Linked DNA regions of Homo sapiens: region 1 is linked to region 2. A link is an interaction called in ENCODE POLR2A ChIA-PET data of the cell type or tissue named here. Cell type or tissue: OCI-LY7. All regions are shown on one strand. Each heading gives the region's core, and the rest is flanking DNA. Links, peaks and the distances in the headings are about the cores only. Region 1 overlaps MLLT10 (MLLT10 histone lysine methyltransferase DOT1L cofactor). Region 2 overlaps PIP4K2A (phosphatidylinositol-5-phosphate 4-kinase type 2 alpha).

Region 1 (6,333 bases), core at 772-4,771, 910 kb after region 2:
TGCCTACCATGACTGGTACCTGCAAATACCATCAGGGGGCCTGAGGACAAGCCCACCAACCCAGCTTTGCCCCACCCTCAGCCCATGCCAGAGCACACAAGTCTGGAGTACAGGGGACTGCCCAGCGCAATCCAACATCATTAGCACCTGAACACTTGTCCTGGGGATCTGAGGTTAGGCCTACCCACCCTGCTGCTACTGCCACAGCTGGCACCTATCTGCATGTACCATCTGTAGGTCTGGAGACTGGCCTGCCCAGTCCACTGTAGCCACCACCAATACAAGTGCACTCTTCCTGGGATCCAGAGGGTTGACCCACCACTGCCACCGTCTTCGCACACCACACTGGCTGGCTGCAGACCCGAGAACCGTCCAACCTACAGAGCCAACTGCTACCACTACTGGCATCTGAGGAAGTATGGGCCTCCACCTCGAGGCACAAGAATCAGCCTACCTGGACCCACTAACACCAGTACCAGCATATGCCACCCTGGGCCCAAGGTGAGGCATGCTTGGTCCACGACTGAGGTGCAAAGGCTGGTCTACTTGGCATCCTAGTCCCCAGCAAAACTTCACCACTGCCTCCACTAATAATTGCACCCTAAACCACTGAGAAAAATCATAGCCACTGCTGATACTGTTTAAGCCAAATAAATCATCCAGAGATTACATGACTGCACACATCCAGAATCACAACTACGGTGCCTACCCAAGCAACACCATAGATATATCTTCAATAAAATGTTCTCCCCTATGAAAGCAAATTCAAAAAAATTGGGAGAAGCTATTATCACATCAGATGCACAGATATCAACATATACAGGAAACATTAAAAAGCCAAAAAAAAAAAAAAAGCGAGAGAGAGACACCTCCAAAGGGCACACAATAATTCCGTAGGAACACATACCATTAAAAAGTTTTTAAAAATATTGGAAAAATAATTCAAAATTTTAATACTAAAGAAGCTATGTGCGATACAAAATAATTCTGAAAATACAAAGAAATCAGAATGGTTATTCAGGACATGAATAATATGAATAATAAATTAATTATTTATTTTTATTCTGTAATTCAGTAATAATTATATATATATATATATATATATATAGAGAGAGAGAGAGAGAGAGAGAGAGAGAATTTAAAAAGAACAAAACAGAGGCTGGGCACAGTGGCTCATGCCTGTAATCCCAGCACTTTGGGAGGCCAAGGCTGGCAGATCACTTGAGTACAGGACTGCAACATCAGCCTGGCCAACACGGCAAAACCTCATCTCTACAAAAATACAAAAGTCAGCCAGGTGTGGTGGTACCTGCCTGTAATCACAGCTACTTAGGAGGCTGAAGCAGGAGAATCACTTGAACCTAGGGGGCAGAGGCTGCAGTAAACTGGGGTCACTTTAGCCTGGGCAACAGAGCAACACTCCATCAAAAAAAAAAAAAAAAAAAAAAACAAAAAACAATCGAAATCCAAAATGTATTCAGAAGTTTCAACAATAGACTAGATCAAGCAGAAGAAATTCACAACTTGAAGCCAGTCTTTTGAAATAACCCAGTCAAAACACAGTGACCAATAATATGGAAAATCAACTCAACAAAATACTAGATTAAAACTTCCCAGGTCTGGGCCGGGTGCGATGGCTCACACCTGTAATCCCAGCACTTTGGGAGGCTGAGGCGGGCGGATCACAAAGTCAGAAGTTCGAGACCAGCCTGATCAACATGGTGAAACCCTGTCTCTACTAAAAACACAAAAATTAGCCGGGTGGTAGTGGTGCACACCTGTAATCCCAGCTACTCGGAAGGCTGAGGCAGAAGAATTGCTTGAGCCTGGCAGGCTGAGGTTGCAGTGAGCGGAGATCGCGCCACTGCACTCCAGCCTGGGTGACAAAGCGAGACTCTGTCTCAAAAAAAAAGAACTTCCCAGGTCTAGCAAGAGATACAGACATCCAGATAGAGGAGGCTCTAAGATCCCTAAAAACAATGCAAAAAGGTCTTCTCTACGGCACATTTTACTCAGGTTGTCTAAAGACAAAGACAAAGAATTCTAAAAACAAGAGAAAGGTATCCAGTCACCTATAAAAGACCCCCCCATCAGACTAACAGATTTCTCAGCAGAAATCTTACAGTCAACATAGAAGGGGATGATATATTCAAAAGTGCTGAAAGGAAAAAAAAAAAACTTTCAGCCAAGGATATTACATACAGCAAAATTATCCTTCATAAATGAAGGAGAAATAAAGTCTTCTCCAGACAAGCAAAAGCTGAGGAAATTCATCACCATTAGACCACCCTACACGAAATGCTCAAGGGAATTCTAAACCTGGAAGCAAAAGGATGACATTTGCCACCATGAAAACATACAAAAGTACAAAACTCACTGGAGTAAAGCAAATACACAAAGTAAGAAGAAAGAGAAAGGACTCAAACCACCCCTACAGAAAACCACAAAACCACAACGACAAAAAGAAAGGAAAAGAAAGAATATACAAAACAACTAGAAAACAATAGGACAAAAACAAAACCTCACATATCAATAATAACCTTAAATGTAATGGATTAAATTCTCCACTTACAAGATATCAACTAGGTGAATGAATTAAAAAACAAGGTCCAACTACTTATTGCCCACAAAAAACACACTTCACCTGTAAGGATGCATACAGATGGAAAGTAAAGGTATGAAAAAAGATATTTTATGCAAAGGGAAACCACAGGAAGTAAGCAGGAGTAGCTATACTTACATCAGATAAAAGAGACTTTAAGAAAAAAAAAACTGTAAAAAAGATTAGGTCATTATATAACGACAAAGGGATAACCAGCAAGAGGATATAACAATTCTAAATATATATGCACCAAACTGGAAAATTCAGATTCAGAAAGCAAATATTACTAAACCTAAAGAGAGGGATAAACTCCAATACAATAATAGTGAGAGACTTCAACAACCCACTCTCAACATTAGATAGATCACTGGCACAGAAAATCAAAAAACGAACACTGGACTCCAACTAGACTTTAGACCAAATGGACCTAACAGACATTTACAAAACATTTTATCCAACAACTGCTCTCATCAGCATATGGAACATTCTCCAGGACAGACCGTATGTCAGGACACAAAACAAATCTTTAAAAATCAAAATCATATCAAGAATCTTCTCAATTTACAATGGAATAAAATTAAAAATCAACACAAAGAGGAACTTAGGAAACTATACAAATACATAAAAATTAAATAACATAGCCAGGCACAGTGGCTCACGCCTGTAATCCCAGCACTTTGGGCAGCTGAGGTGGGCGGATCACAAGGTCAAGAGATTGAGATCATCCTGGCCAACATGGTGAAATCCCGTCTCTACTAAAAATACAAAAATTAGCTGGGCATGGTGGTGGGCGCCTGTAGTCCTAGCTACTCGGGAGGCTGAGGCAGGAGAATCACTTGAACCTGGGAAGTGGAGGTTGCCATGAGCTGAGATCAAGCCACTGCACTACAACCTGGCAATACAGTGAGTATCTGTCTCAAAAAAAAGAGAGACGAGACGAGACGAGACGAGAAGAGAAGAGAAGAGAAATAACATAACCAGGTGCGGTGGCTCACGCCTGTAACCCCAGCACTTTGGGAGGCTGAGGCTGGTGGACTGCCTGAGGTCAGGAGTTTGAGACCAGCCTGGCTAACATGGTGAAACCCATCTCTTCTAAAAATATAAAAAAAATTAACCAGGCGTGGTGGTACATGCCTATAGTCCCAGCTACTCAGGAGGCTGAGGCAGGAGAATTGCTGGACCCCAGGAGGCAGAGGTTGCAGCGAGAAGAGATCGCATTACTGCACTCCAGCCTGGGTGACAGAGCAAGACTCCATCTTCAAAATATATATATATTTTTAATAACACAATCCACCACTGTGCCAATGAAGAAATTAAGATGGATATAAAAAAATTTCTTCAAATGAAAATGGAAACGCAACATGCCAAAACCTATGTGATACAGCAAAAACAACACTAAAAAGTTTATAGCAGTAAACATCTACATCAAAAAAGTAGAAAGACTGCAAATAAACAATCTAATGATGCACCTCAAGGAACTAGAAAAGCAAGAACAAATCAAACCCAAAATCAGCAGAAGAAAAGATATAATGAAGATTAGACAGAGACCCCCTCTCCCTCTCAAAAAAAAAAAAAAAAATCAATGAAATGAAAAATTGGTTCTTCAAAAGGTAAACAAAATTGATGAACTGCTAGCTAGACAAGGCAAAAAAAAGAGGTAAGAACCAAATCAGCAAAATCAAAATTGAAAAAGGAGACATTACAACTGATACCACAGAAATATGAAAGACAGCAGAGAATAGTATGAATGCTAACAAATTGGAAAATCTAGAGAAAATTGATGAATTCCAAAAAACATACAACCTACCCAGACTGAATCAGGAAGAAACAGAAACCCTGAACAGACCAACAATGAGTAATGAGACTGAATCAGTAATAAAATGTCTCCCAACCAAAGAAAAGCCTAGGACTGGATAGATTCAATGCTGAATTCTACCAAATGTATACAAAGGAACTAATACCAATCCTCTTCAAACTATTCCAAAAATCCAAGAGAAGGGAATTCTCCTTAACTCATTCTACAAGGCCCTGACCAGTCAAGGATACAACAACATCAAAAAAGGAAACTACAGGTCAATATCCCCAAGAAACATCAATGCAAAAATCCCCAACAAAATGCTAGCAAACCGAATTCAACAAAACATCAAAAGGTAATACACCATGATCAAGTGGGACTCACACTTGGAATGCAAGGATGGTTTAACATAATAGGTATCACATCAATAGAATAAAGGACAAAACCCATATGATCATCTCAGATGCAGAAAAAGCATTTGATAAAATTCAACATCGCTTCATATTAAAAACTCTCAAACTAAGCACAGAAGGACCATTCTGCAAAATAATAAAGGCCATATAGGACAAACTCACAGCTAACATTATACTCAACAGGAAAAAGCTAAAATTTTTCCTCTAAGACCTAAAACAAAACAAGAACACCCACCTTCACAACTCTTATTCAACATAATATTGACAATTCTAACCAGAGCAATCTGGCAACAGAAATAACAGGCATCCAAGTTGACTTCCATACGGAAGTAAAATTCATTACTTTGCAGATTACATGATCTTATATGCAGAAAAACTTAAATACTCCACCAAAAGACTATAAGAACTGATAAATTCAGTAAATTTGGAGGATACAAAATCAACATACAAAAACCAGTACTGTTTCTATATATCAATAATGAAATAGCAAAAAAAGAAATCAAGGCAGCAGTCCTGTTTACTATAGTGTTTAAAAAAAAAAAAAAAAGAATACATTTAACCGAGTAGGTGAAAGATCTCTACAAGAAAAATTACAAAACACTGATGAAAGAAATTGAAAAGGACACAAACAAATTTAAAGACATCCCATGCTCATGAATTGGAAGAATTAGTATCATTAAAATGACCACACTGCCAAAAGCAATCTACAGATGCAATGCAGTCCTTATCAAAATAACATCATTTTTCATAGAAATAGAAAAAACAATTCTAACATTTGTATGGAGCCAAGAAAGAATCAGAATAGCTGAAGTAATCCTGAGCAAAAGAACAAAGCTGGAGTCATCATGCTACGTCACTTCAAAATATATTACAAAGCTACAGTAATCAAAAAAGCATGGTATTGGTATAAAAACAGATACCAATGAAACAGAATAGAGAACCCAGCAATAAACCCACTTTTTTTTTTTTTTACAGCCAACTGATTTTTGACAAAGGCACCAAGTACGTACACCGAGGAAAGGATATCCTCTTCAAAAAATGGTGCTGGGAAAATTGGATATCTGTATGCAAAAGAATAGAACTGTACCCCATTTCTAACCATACACAAAAGTCAACCCAAGATGGATTACAGACTTAAACATAAGACCTGAAAGTATAAAAATACTCAAAGAAAACACAAGGAAAACACTTCAGGACATTGGTCTAGGCAAAGATTTTATGGCTAAAACATCAAAATCACAAATAGACAAAATGGGACTACATTAAACTAAAAACCTCCTGCACAGCAAAAGACATAATCAACAGAGGAGGGAGACAAACTGTTGAATAGGAGAAAATATCTGCAAAGTATTCACCTGACAACAGACTAACATCCAGAATACACAAGGAACTCAAACAACAATTAAAAAAAAAAAAAAAAGATACCATTAACAAGTGGGCAAAGGACATGAATAGATATTTCTCAAAAGATAACATACAAATGCTGGGCACGGTGGCTCACACCTGTAATCCCAGCACTTTGG
Region 2 (6,333 bases), core at 732-4,731:
CTTGTGTGCTTTATCAGCCACAGAGTCACAAAGGAATTTTGTTTTCTTAGGATGAGTCCAGTAAGTGGAAAGTATCTATTTTAAGATACTGATAGGAAGGGATGTGGGGAAAGAGAGGAGAGATTTTTATCTGTAATGTTGAACTCATATCACATTTTAGGTCGTGAACCTAGCGAGCATCCATTTGTAGAAGCCAGAAGCAATTGCAAAACTTGCAGAGTCTAGGGAATCTGGTATGACATATTTATTGTTTGATTTCCCTATGAAATTAATTACAGTAGTATCTAGAATAGTCATCATATCAAGTTATGCGTTACACTTCTTCCTGTTGGGCCCTCATTGATCTTGAACCCTTTGTGCTTAGCTCGCTCTGGTTATTTTTGTTATTGAATTATGTTTTAAAATAGGCCCTCATATTTAAGTAGTAGAAATGTATCTTGGGAGATAAAGTGAGCCCTTTTTCAATCTGTGTCTTGAGATTTTTGAGGAGGGATGCACGGGCCTTTCAAGATAATTCCCAACCCACTCTCGACATCTCCTGTCTTCCCCCATGCTCATGCTGCCATGAAATAGCTCCCCCTCCAGGCCCCCTGCCACTTCCGCCAGCCTTTATACCCAACAGGGGCTCCACACAAGGGGTGCTTCCTGTTTCATCTCAATATGTCATAATTTGTAGGGAATTGTCTTCATTATAATCAGATTAAGTATCTCAGTGTCTCCTCTACATGTGAGAGGCTTTTTTGGTACTTTTTGCATATTCTTGGCTGAATGAAAACCAATTACTAATTATGTATTAGTCTGAGAACATAGTGTTTAGGGTGAATATATCTGAATTAATTAAGTGCCATTAATAATGCCTCTCAGGATTTATGAGCATATTCTTTGCTTGACTTAAAAATGATATAAATTAGTGAGGTTTATTTTTTAAATGTCACACTGTGAGATGGCTTTGTGGGGACACCCCTGTATGCCGTAATTTCAGAACCGTTACCAGCTGGGTCTCACTTATTTATTCCTTGTCCAGTAGCTATTTAGTATTCCCATTTTTGCAGCTTAATTGCAACCTCTCTTTTCCTGCCAGTGTGAATTTAGTCTTACATCTGCAGGAGTGATACTCATTGCAGTCAGCCAGTCTCACACGAAAAAACAAACCTGTGTGTTTTGCAGTGTTGGAGGGAACTTGCATGTGATGTAAATGTCAATGCCTTGCTCAGGAGAGGAATCAAGGTACCTTTTCTGAGTTGGGCTATATAGTAATTTAAAAGGAAAGGCCCACATAAATGTTACTGTGTTTTGTGTTAATTATATTTTTCATGAAGGAAACTGAGACAATTGGCTTTAATAAATAATTGGCTTAGAAGTAGATTTTACATCCTTCAAGGATATTGTGTATGATTCATTAAGATTTAATGGAGCTTTGAGGAGTATTTATTTTCCCTTTTTTAAAATGACAAGAAATGTTAGATGACAACTTTTCAGTCACACAGTTCTTTCCAGATTTACATTGTGCTATTATACCACAGCTGGTGTAATTGTAGTAGCCCATGGTACATATTCAGTTAAGTGTGTATTTTATCATCTGCCCTAAACATGTACTTAATTACTTTTTTTTTTTAAATAAGGAATCTTTTAGAAGTTTTTTTGAACACAATGAAGACTTAAATTTCAGGCAGATATCTTATGAAGTTGCTAGGAATCTTATCTCACTGGCTGTTAGGAATTTGAAAGTATCTTGGGCTCAGCCAGTCCAGCTCCCTGAATTTTATATTCCAGGTAACTCATGTGAGTTATGTTGGCAGAAGATTTAAGATTGGACTGAGTTCCAGGTACAGCTCTACTGTTTAATAGCTTGGGCCTTTTCTAATCTCACTAAGCCTCAATTTCCTTATCTGTGTAATGGGCATGATAATAGCACCTCTACCCCCTTGGGTTGTAAAGATCAGATAAGATACTGTGTGTGGAGTGCCTCACGTGGGTCTTGGCACATGTGCACCTAGCATGAGCCGTAAGGTTAGTGCCAAGTGTGGCAGTGAGTTAGGGTAAAGCTGAGCCAAGCCTGAGGAGCTCTCCCCGGCTTCCTCCCTCTCCCTGCCACATGTCAGCTCCCCCTCTGCTCTCTCCCCTGCCCCCACTCTTGAGTCATACCATAATCAGGGACATTTTGGCGCTCTGCACTAGCCCTCTCCGCCCCGTTTGACCCTGTTTCTATTGATGCAGACAACAAAGCTGCTTTATTTTATGTCATCTTTGGAGCCCCAGCATGGGCAGCTTTGATGCCCAATGGCCGGGCAGCAAGGCAGTGCAGACCCACACCTGCAATTTGGGGGTGACTGGCACGGCATAAACAGGAACAAGAAGTCCGGCATAAACAGGAACAAGAAGTCGCTCCCAGGATGCCCTGGGGCCCCAGGCTCCAGCCACTCTGTGTGGGGCGGGGAATTTCTAATACACTTGTTTTACAGGCCTGTGAGTGTGACCAGCAGTACAGAGAGAACTATACTGTGTTTGCCAAAGGGGATTGACAACCATTAAGTATTTGACAACCATTAAGTGTAAAGTGATATTGCTCTTTTGCTGTGAGAATTTTATTGAATATTTGCAACCTGAAGGAACCTTAAAGGTGGCCTGTATGTGATAGTATAACTGGTGCTTTCACTTTGTTCAGCTAACCTAAGAAAATTTTAATAAACTCAAAAACCACTTTCATCTTCATGAATTAAAAACTGTTTGGATTTCACAATATATGCTTATTCCTATAAAGGGTGTATGATTCTTTCCTTCAAAACAGTAATGGTTAACACAAATCTTTCTGTTTCCTTTATGAACATTATGTAACATATAGATAGAACTATATGTGTGCGTGTTCCCAATATAAGTATCTTAGAAAAGTGTCAATTCTTTGTATAAAAAATACTGATGAAAGGACAGGTGGGATGGTTCATGCCTGTGATTCCAACACTTTGAGAGGCTGAGGCAAGAGGATCTGTTGAGCCCAGGCAACATAGCAAGACCTTGTCACCACAAAAAAATTTTTAAAATTAGCCATGCATGGTGGTGTGCGCCTGTAGTCCCAGCTCTCAGAAGACTGAGGCAGGAGGACTGCTTGAGCCTGGGAGTTCAAGACTGCAGTTGGCCATGATCATGCCCCTGCACTCCAGCCTGAGCAACCCTATCTTTTAAAAAAAAAATCCTGATAATAAGTGTAAAATAATGATGATAAACCACTGTTAGTTATCAATTTTAGGGTAGATCATATAGAATGGTTGGTCTAGGTAGGATGCCAAACTAATAATTTAAAGTTTTCTAAAACTGGAGACTTTGAAACCCAAGAATCTTTATTTTGAAATCTGAAAGTTCACAGCCCAGAGCGCTATATAAAATATTGAAGTTAACAAATAGGATTAACTCAGCCTTCTTCAATCTGGGAGCTCATTGCCATTACCTGCATTTGCACCAAAATTTGAACTAGAGACAAGCAATATATTTTAGTTTGGGTAAGAGCAAAGTAACAGGCTAAAGGAGAGAGTTTTTCAGGAAGTTAAATGTCTTTTCAGTTATTAAGCAGCTCTGCAAGTAATCCATTTCAGTAAAACTGACGAATGATCGCTAAGCCTCATATACAACACAATAAAATGTGTTGTAGAAAAAATAATATAGAGGCTCATGGGTACACTATTGAAAAAATAGTTTACTAATTAAAAGCTTCTCTTTTAAGTAGTAGATCCTCTGTTTTGTGAAGTGTTTGTTTACAAGTCATTAAATCTAGCTACCACCTGACGAAGAAGTTTTCTGGGGGGAATCCGGAGGGGAAATAAAGCCAAAAGCAATGTGATGCAAATGTAAAGAATGAAAGGCCACCTGGAAGAAAGATAAAGTAGCCATAAAGTAGCTGTCAGATCTAACTCAGTATCCTGCCGCACTACTCAATTATGAAGGTATAGATACTGCTGTACCAGGACATATTACAATCTGCAAAATGAGAGGTTAGACTATATGATCTCCGAAATTCTCTTTTAATTTCAGCATCTTATGATTCCATGTAAACCATTTGATTTTTCTTCTTGTCTCATTTCTTGTCTTCTTAGATAAAGAGGACCAAACATTCTCTACCTCTTGGGGTAGTCTGGTTTTGGAAGATGGGGAATAGCTAAAAGTTTGTGTTTCCCTGACATTTAAATGACACAGTAGTCAGAACTCTCCGTCCCTCAAGGGCCATGTAGGGCTGCACTCCTTCCAAGAAGCCCGTCACCCACACCCGTGACCACGGGCTCCTGCTCTGTGCTTCTGTGGCACTTGTTGTCTGGCTTCAGCATTTCTTCTGTGCTGCTTGGTATTTTACTACATGTGAAGGTCTTGCACCATCGACTACAGTGGAAAACTCCTTACAGTCAGGGATCTTGTTTTGTACTGACTTTCCATTTCCAAGTGATGGTCCTGGAACTCCTTTCCCCTTTATGTCACACTCAGCCAGCAAACACCCTCCATCCTGAAGAACGCCTGTCATCCTGTCTCTGCACCTGCACCCTGGGGTTGAGCTCTGCCAGAATGAGGAATGTCATCCACAAGTTCACTTGGTTCCTGTACGTGAACCATCACAAACTGTGGATGACGCTCAGCTCTGCCCGGAAGCCCAGCCTCCTGTCTCTATTTAAACTTGTCCATCCACATTCTGCAGTCCCCTTTTTAAGCTCTCTGTGTTCTCTTTAACCTTTGAAGTCCTCAGCCTGCTTCTCACTCTTAGCAGGTGGCCATGGCCCTAATCCCCAGAGAAAATAGGAGCCAGTGGTCGGGAGCCCCATCTTCCCTCCATCAGTTCTGCTCCCTCCCCATGACACCTATCTCTTTTCCCTCCTGTGAACAGGAAAGTCGCTTCCCTCCTCAGAGCCTCTCCTTCCTGCATGCCTGAATCCCATCCCCTCCCACTTTCTCGAGAAGTGCTACGGAATGTCCCTTCTCTGTCAGGTCCTCCCTCTGTCCCTCATCCCTCTTCATCTCGCTCCTGTCCTTCCCTGCCAGGCTCCTTAGAAATCAGCCCTGTGCAGTGCCAGCATTTCCTTAACTCAACTTAGTCTGGGTTCCATTGCTACACTCCACCGAAACAACTCTGCCAAGGTTGCCAAGGACCTCCTGTGCCGTTCAATCTGGCTGACATTTCCCAGTCCCTGCCTTCTCAAAAGCATCATGATCATCCCATAGCATGTTTGAACCCCCTTTTCCCTTCACTCCCATTGGGTGGCCCTGTGCTTTTTCACTTCCTGCCTCGATGGCAGTTTTCCCCTTTCTCATCCTCTTCTCCAGGCTTGGAAACATTCCCGTTCTTGAAGACTGCTTCTCCGCCTTCCTCCCCATCACACCGGCCCCTCTCCAGGTTACCTCATCCACTCCTCTGGGGAGCTAATGTCTGATGCACAGATACACACATTTTTATCTCTTGCCCCTGCTGCCCCTGGGAACTTCAGACCCACCTGTCCACGGCCTACCTGACATTGACACTTAGATGTCCCAAGAGCGCATGAAGTTTAACAAGCTCAAAACTGAACTCTTCTCTTAAGATGCATTGTGCCAGTCGTTGGACCCACCAGCTTCCCCCGCATGCATGCAGCATTCCCTCCATCTTTCCCTACATTTCTAGTCTGTCATCATCAAGCCCCATAGATTTCAGCACTTCAGCATGCCGGAGTCTCTCTGCTTCTTTCGTTTCTGCTGCCGCCTCCGCCCTCTGCTGAGCTGCTCTCCTCTGTCTGGTGCAATTCTACAGCAGCCGCTTCCCGGTGCTCCTGGGCCTGTTGTTCATCCCTTTCATGCCACGCACCTTGTCTATTTCTGCACTGTTTTCCCATTAACAGTGTCCCCTCCTCTCTAGGACTCGCCTTCTTCCTGGAAGCCCTGTCCACCTGCCCTCTCCTTTCTCCACGAGCCATTGCTGCCCAGGGAAGCCTCACATGCCTCCCCCATCTGGCCTGGGCCTTTTCCATACTTGCTCGTAGCCCATTGTGCTTCTCCCTCCTGACTCTGTCATTGTTAGAGTTCAACACTTGGGGCAGTTCTTCAGTTAATGTGTCTGCCCCTCTGGACCATAAGCCCCAAGAGGACAAAGACTGGTGTCCGAGCTGTGCCCAGCACAGAGTGGACTCTTAAAGGTTGTGCTGACGCGAGGATGGGTGGGGAAGGAAAATCAATAAGGAAAATTCTCAGTTTACTCATTCCATGTTGGCTGAAGTTTTCATATTTTCTCCACAAAACATGTTCCAGAGCAGGTACCATAAAGCAAAAGGATGCAGAAAGTTTCTGGTTTCCTGTTTCCTGTCTGAGAAGACTCTCTTAAGTGATACT

What was found. Peaks named below come from ENCODE experiments on the same cell type or tissue, not always from the same donor. Only the 100,000 strongest peaks of a DNase experiment are listed, where the experiment ranks them.
Region 1: POLR2A ChIA-PET joins it to region 2 with 13 read pairs; 1 of 35 experiments calls an interaction of 5 or more read pairs at or near these places.

Annotation. Positions count from the first base shown.
Region 1 is chr10:21,699,133-21,705,465 of GRCh38, reverse strand. The region is part of intron 13 of MLLT10 (MLLT10 histone lysine methyltransferase DOT1L cofactor); the gene reads right to left. Among named protein-coding and RNA genes, the nearest start is that of MLLT10, 170 kb to the right of the region's middle. In OCI-LY7, for the core only: no CTCF peak of the experiment used is centred there; DNase peaks (open chromatin) are centred at 2,435 and 2,695; H3K4me3 peaks cover 1,193 bases; H3K27ac peaks cover 1,478 bases.
Region 2 is chr10:22,611,978-22,618,310 of GRCh38, reverse strand. All of the region lies in intron 1 of PIP4K2A (phosphatidylinositol-5-phosphate 4-kinase type 2 alpha), which reads left to right. Among named protein-coding and RNA genes, the nearest start is that of PIP4K2A, 99 kb to the left of the region's middle. RefSeq lists enhancers at 2,102-2,341, 2,372-2,421, 2,472-2,541, 2,281-2,849. In OCI-LY7, for the core only: no CTCF peak of the experiment used is centred there; a DNase peak (open chromatin) is centred at 2,400; H3K4me3 peaks cover 1,608 bases; H3K27ac peaks cover 2,149 bases.